Linked DNA regions of Homo sapiens: region 1 is linked to region 2. A link is a contact called in ENCODE Hi-C or POLR2A ChIA-PET data. All regions are on one chromosome and are shown on one strand. Each heading gives the region's core, a stretch centred on a gene start or an enhancer-like site at or near the end of the contact. The rest is flanking DNA. Distances are from core to core; before and after follow the strand shown.

The links. Hi-C counts contacts between places; a loop is a spot of excess contacts on that map. ChIA-PET counts read pairs that join two places held with the same protein, here RNA polymerase II (POLR2A). Pooled maps may share reads with other maps.
Region 1: a map of heart left ventricle shows a loop between it and region 2 (5-fold over the local background). The contact joins two enhancer-like sites. A Hi-C loop is called at or near these places in 22 of 168 maps with a recorded cell type or tissue (CD14-positive monocyte, HUES64, IMR-90 and 12 more) and 18 of 50 pooled maps. POLR2A ChIA-PET finds 5 or more read pairs at or near these places in 7 of 52 experiments (AG04449, H1, MCF 10A and 4 more).

The regions. Positions count from the first base shown.
Region 1 is chr1:201,791,549-201,794,721 of GRCh38, forward strand. It overlaps NAV1 (neuron navigator 1), which reads left to right. Exons shown (of 34, transcript NM_001389617.1): 18 at 2,244-2,327; 19 at 2,918-3,029. All of the region lies in intron 2 of IPO9-AS1 (IPO9 antisense RNA 1), which reads right to left. Among named protein-coding and RNA genes, the nearest start is that of MIR1231, 15 kb to the right of the region's middle. Within about 2 kb of position 1,648, at least 11 of the 41 ENCODE cell types and tissues checked have a DNase peak (open chromatin) inside an H3K27ac peak, as active enhancers do; they include heart right ventricle, where a contact is called at or near this core.
Region 2 is chr1:201,735,691-201,738,656 of GRCh38, forward strand. All of the region lies in intron 7 of NAV1 (neuron navigator 1), which reads left to right. The region is part of intron 2 of IPO9-AS1 (IPO9 antisense RNA 1); the gene reads right to left. All of the region lies in intron 1 of LOC124904483 (a long non-coding RNA gene), which reads right to left. Among named protein-coding and RNA genes, the nearest start is that of MIR5191, 18 kb to the left of the region's middle. RefSeq lists enhancers at 1,605-2,156, 2,157-2,706. Within about 2 kb of position 1,286, at least 5 of the 41 ENCODE cell types and tissues checked have a DNase peak (open chromatin) inside an H3K27ac peak, as active enhancers do; they include heart right ventricle, where a contact is called at or near this core.

The DNA.
Region 1 (3,173 bases), core at 398-2,897, 56 kb after region 2:
CCGGATCTGCAGGAGCTTTCCAAGTGTTTGCACAAAAGTAACCATGTCTGCAATTTCCGCAGTAGTTTCTGGTTTTCTCTCTGCCCTTCCTCTCTGGGGAACCCAGCTGTCAGGCCTGGGGTCTATCCGTCGGAATTAGGTAGAAGAATCTCCACCAAGATTCTGAATGTTTCCAACACATTTCAGCAGCAGTTCCCTCACCACACTAGTTATTCTCTCGATTCTCTTTTCCCAAACCCTCAATTCATAAGTTGTACCAGTTTGTTTGAAGCTCATGTTAAGCACTTTTTCCCACTCTTGGGGGACCCATAAGAATTGTAACATAAACAAGAACCATCTTTTCTCTCCCTTGTGCCACACCCACCAAAGCAAATGGCCTGGGTCACGTCCTGCACACCCCAGGAAATTCATGTCTGGGAGATGCTGGGGGGGAGAGGCGCCAGGGAGGCAGAGAACATTATTATGTCTGATTCATTTACACTGCAATCTGTCAGCCACCATGCTGTCAAGGCTGGGCTGAAGCCAAGAAATTGAATTTAGAGGGTGATTTTTCTTAGAACAGGAAGTTCCATTTGGCTAAGAGAGAACAAACTAAACACCCAGACACGGTGGGTTCTGCATCTTAAAGGCAGATTTTTGCCGAGGGTCAGAACCCTGCCCTCAAGCAGGAGATGGGATGCTGGGACTCTAGGAAGGTTCCACAGCTCTCTTCAGGATTCCGTGACTCCAAACCAAACTTTTGTCATGTTCCATGGAACTTCCTAGCCACTAAAGCTGAGGGCACACCCTAGATGTAGGGGCCCAGACCACTTTACCCCTCTCAAATGCTAGCCTTTCTGCAGCACCACTGCTTAGCCCTGAGGTCTTACAGGTACCCTAGTCTGGGGTTGGGATTAAGGGAAGGGTCAATGTAGGGAGAGGAAGTGTAGGGGAGAGCGGGGAGAAAGCCCAGCCAGAGCAAAAGGGTTCCCCTGGATGGGGAAAGGCAGCACAGAAGAGCATACAGGGGTTCTTGGGGCCTCTCATGAGTAGTCTTCCAGGGACTACAAGGAGTCTACAAGCAGACATGCAGGATGTAGAGAAGCAAACCAGAGAAGACCTGAGGTCAAGAAGACAGATGTTGCCTGCACAGTGGGTGAAAGGAAACTGCTCAGGTTGTGACATATTATAATCTCCTCAGAGCCCAGGCCTTGACAGATTTATAGTAAAAGTGCAAGAGGAGGCTCTAACTGGACTAAAGGGATTGCCTCCAGCCCTGGTCCTATGAAGTAGGCTCCAGACATGCGGAGCAGTGGATGAAAACTAGAGTTGACCCAACAGGGAGGGAGAATTGTAAGCCAGTAGGAGCCATGAGAGTGCCGTCGATTTCCTAGAGCTCTGCATGAAGGAGCTGCGCAGAGTATGCCCACTTCTTGCTAGGGTCACCAACTTGCTCAGATAGTCTCACGATGGCTATTTCTCCATCCCCAAGTGCTCCCCTTTCTAGCCCCCGGCCTCATTCCCTTTACCTTGCCTATACATCTTGCAGCCAGTTGGCCAGCTAGAGGTCAAACTATGCCAAACCAAGTGGCCTTAGCTCCTCCACTGAGCACCTTTCCGAACTAGCCTGCCTCTTATCCAGAGAGCCCTTTGGTATCCTTCACTCCTCATGAAACAGACCTGACACCTAGTGGCCAAACGGTGGAATGCCTCTGCAGTTTCCTTCCAGCCTTGCAAACCTGGAGAATCCGGGAACAAGGAGCAGCTGCAAAGCAAGAAAGGGTGAAGCAGTGGAGTAGCAGAGGAGGAAGAAACGCACCAAATAGTTTCTGCCAGGAGATTATTTGGTCCCTTGGGGGCCGGCCCACTCCACAATGCAGGAGTTAAACCAAAATAATAGGAACGACCCCAGAGGCTATGGCCCGCCTACCAAGTTGGCCACACCAAATATCACATAGAGCAGAGGGATAGTCCTACCTCTGGTAGTTGATAGGTTTTAGATCTCAAGTCTCCAGGAGCCTCTGGAAACCTGCCCTACCCTCAACCTGGCTTCATTATTCAAGAAGCTGGTTCCCACCAGAAAATTTCTTTGATTTCCCCTTTGTCTGCTCAGGAAAATCAATATTTTTTTAACCACCAAGAGGTTTGCTGGCATTGGTCAGCTCCGAGATACAGGAAATCAGTTAAAACTATTTCCCATTGTCAGTTATTGCCTTTCCCCCAGCCTTATGCAACTTAGCAATCTCTTTCTGTGTTTGTTTCAGGCTAATCTGGTGGCTGCTTTTGAGCAGAGCCTGGTGAATATGACATCCCGCCTGCGACACCTGGCAGAGACGGCCGAGGAGAAGGTGAGAGGCCTGGGAAAGGGTGGGAGGGGTGGGTGCGGCGAGGGGGTTCTCCTGGACAGAGAGGCCGAAGCTGACCATCTGTTCTTGCTCATGAATGCCAGTTTCTCCCCACCTCACTGTCACCCTGGATTCTCAATCTGCCCCCCAATACAGTGTGAGCATATTCCTTATCCCAATTCCTTGCCCTTCTCTATCAAGTTTTGCAGAATTCCAATGCCTCGCCCATTGCCTGACACATCATAAGGGCTCAGGGCTCCTGCTAATCCCAACTAATGACGCTGTTTTCTTTTTTTGAGATGGAGTTTCGTTCTTGTCACCCAGGCTGGAGTGCACTGGCGCGATCTTGGCTAACTGCAAACTCTGCCTCCCAGGTTCAAGCGATTCTCCTGCTTCAGCCTCCCAAGTAGCTGGGATTACAGGTGCCCGCCACCACGCCCAGCTAATTTTTGTATTTTTAATGGAGACCAGGTGGCCAGGCTGGTCTTGAACTCCTGACCTCAGGTGATCCGCCCACCTCGGCCTCCCAAAGTGCTGGGATTATAGGTGTGAGCCACCGTGCCCAGCCAACGCTATTTTCATTTCTCTCTTAGGACACTGAGCTGCTGGATTTGCGAGAAACCATAGACTTTCTGAAGAAAAAGAACTCTGAGGCCCAGGCAGTCATTCAGGGAGCCCTTAATGCCTCAGAAACCACACCCAAAGGTAGGACATCCAGCCACAGATTGAGAGGGAACAGGGAGCAGGAAAGTAAGAGTATTACAGATTTTTATCTGGGCCCATAGTATTCCAAGTCCTATATCAAGTCTCTAGAAGGTGAGGGCCTTTAGATACCCTTTAGTGTGATGT
Region 2 (2,966 bases), core at 36-2,535:
CTAGGTTATTTGAAAATAGAATAAACTCATGGATGTGAAAATGCTTTGAAAACTTCTACACAGAGACTGGAAATTATTTTCTTAGACATCTGTCAAGGTCACGACAGATGATTCCCTCAGGATTCAGTAGGGTCATTGGGGGATCTGGGAGCAGGTTTTTGAAAGCTGGGATTAAGGATGTGGCCAGGTAATTCCCCATTGATCCTGCCACAGTATGGAAAGGGTTAATTCACTGAAGTCCCTCTCCCAATTCCTTTCTCTTTCCTTTCCCTGCCCCTCCATTCTGGTTTAATTCTTTCTCTTTTTAATCACTCTGCTGTAAAATGCCCATTGTCCTGCTTCTGCCACTATGCTATCAACTAGGCCTGGCTAGGATGCAGAGGAGTCACAGGCCCAGCTATCACCCACAGGCCCAGAGGGACATTCTCTGACTGGCCAAAACTTGTTCAAGGACAGGCTTTTCCATCTGAGGAATGAAATAGCCTTATGATTGATGGGAACGAGAAGACATGAGGGCAGGTCAGTGGACAGAGTTGTGGATACCTACCTTGGGACCCTAATCCTCTCAAGGGTCTCATTTCTGGGGCTCACCAGGAAATCGGGTATGTGATCAGGCCCCAGACAGGTGACCCTGGAACCCAGAAACCCACAAGCAAGCAACACTGGAATTTAGAGCACACCAAACTGCTTCTCAAGTCTTTCCCTTTTTTTCTTACCCCATTCTAACCAACCACATCAACCTCTGAGATTATTGTCCAGGAGACAAGGAGAGCCTCCCATAAACTATCTTTCGATGTCTCTGTTGGAAATGAAACTTCAGCCAAAAGAACCTTGGGCCTCAGCCAAGGTGACTCCAGAGATCCTTTGAGGTGGGGAAGGTGTGGGAAGGAAGAGAGAATTACCCCCTCCCAGGAATCTGGCTGAGGGACCTCATGCATATTAGCCTGCATTCTGCCCTCTGCTTTGGACATTTCCTGGACTTTCTATGCCTCAGTTTCCCCCTTGTAAAGAGCTGCTGTGAGAGTGCTGGCACGGGAGACAAATGAGATCATGGCTCCTAAGGGCTTTTTGAAGAGAAGCCCCACAGGAGCACAGAGGAAGCCTATGTGAGATAGACAGGCCTTTTTCCTCTCTCCCTCTTTGGCTGGGTTTTCTTTCTGGACAAGTGCCTGACTCCCAGCTCCCTTTCAGCAGGTGTCATCCTCCTCTACCATGTGTCCCTCCGCTGCCCCCCACTCCCTGCACCCCAGGCTACAGTCATGCTCAGAGTCACCCCTTCATTGCCCATCCCCCACCCTCCACCTCCACTGTAGTCAAGACAACCGTGCCACCATATCCCTTCCACTCTGCCACACCCTCATGACAGGCAAGGTCAGGGCCCCTTCAAGCGCAGAAGCTCCCCATTGACAGGGGAGGCTGTGTTTTCATATTTTCACAAAAAACTCCCAGACAACATTTCTCTTCAGTGCTGCTGCCAATTACCCAAAGTGCCCTGACCTGAAAATAGCAGGTGCTAATTTGCATGTTACTTATTTAAGTAGCAACGCTTCTGGGATCCTGCTCCTTCCCCTATAAAAGCTCACCATAACCTCCACGAAGCAGTAAGGTAGACACTACTGTGGGACTTACCGTCCTCATCAAGAAGGAAAGAGGAACTTATAGCAGGAAACTTGCCTTCTGTTGGGTTCTGGCAGCTCAGGAATCAATCCCAAGAAGGAGGTGATTTAGAGACCCTATACCCCAGAATGTTCAGTGGGGACTCAGCTGAGAGCCTCTCCCCTGAGCTGAGCTACTGGCTGAGACTTGTTCTCTTTATGGTTTGCTCCTCCAGTCCCTGTGTGAGGTGAGACACACAGGGAGGAGGGTGGAAGGAAGGGTGGGCAGGCCTCCAGGTATGAGGATGAGGGATGGAGCCACATGGTCTCTGGGGGGCTGCGAGGGAATGTTCAGGAACAGCTCAGCTCCATGCACAAGACCCCTGTCCCTCCAAGTAAACCCCTGTGCCTACCCCTTTCAGGCCTCAGATCTCCCTCCTTCCAGGCCCTCCCTGCTGAGAAAACCACAAAGGAGGAAACCTTATGGAAAGCTTACAGCTAGATCTGGAGAAAAACATCCCCTGCTGATGACATTCCTTTGGCTGAGACAAAGTCATTTTACTCAGGATTCCATGCTGGCTGAGGCTAAAGAGAATCCCTTATGGCACGTCACTGTAAGCTGTTCCCCAGATGACCCAGGCCAGCTCCAGCACAGCTGCGTGGACAGAGCCTCCCTAGAGAACTCATTGTGCTCACCCCGTTTCGGGTGGTGGTGAGGATGGGAGGCTCAGGACATTACCAGAACAGGAGAGCCAGGATAGGGCTTGGCCAGGGACATCATCCTGGAATGAAATGGAAGAATATGTGAGAGAGAACCGTCTGCCTTGCTCTGATTCCCCCTCAGAGCTGGTCTGCTTGGGAGCTGGTGCATCTTTTCTAAGTCTTACTACCCAAACCTCTTAGAACAGAGTAAAGGGAATAAAAATCTGTCTGCCCCCCATGCTAGGGGGAAGTCTGAGGGATTGGCGCTAGGATCACTGCAGCTCTTTACTCCCCTTTGATCTCAAAGCATATTTGGAAAACTTGGCCACAATGTGCAACCTCAGAAACAAAGACCCTTCCTCCAACTTAAACTGTTCCATTCTCCAGAAACAGAGGTCCCTCTGCTGAGGTTTTCTGTCCTCTAAGAACTGTGGTTCATCACTCTAGAGCTGCAGCCCCAGGTCAGTGGCATTGGGCAGCCAGAGTAGTAGGGGCAGAGGGGCTGTACAGTTACCCAAAGTGCATTGACCTGTGGGCCGAAAATAGTAGGGGCAGCCTGCATTGCTGGGGGGCTTGGGAAAGGATTGTTCCTAGGACTCAAAGCACCACCCAGACCTCTTTAAAGGCAGTGAGAGCGAGGAGGAGGAGTTCAGGAGTGCAAACCTCTCC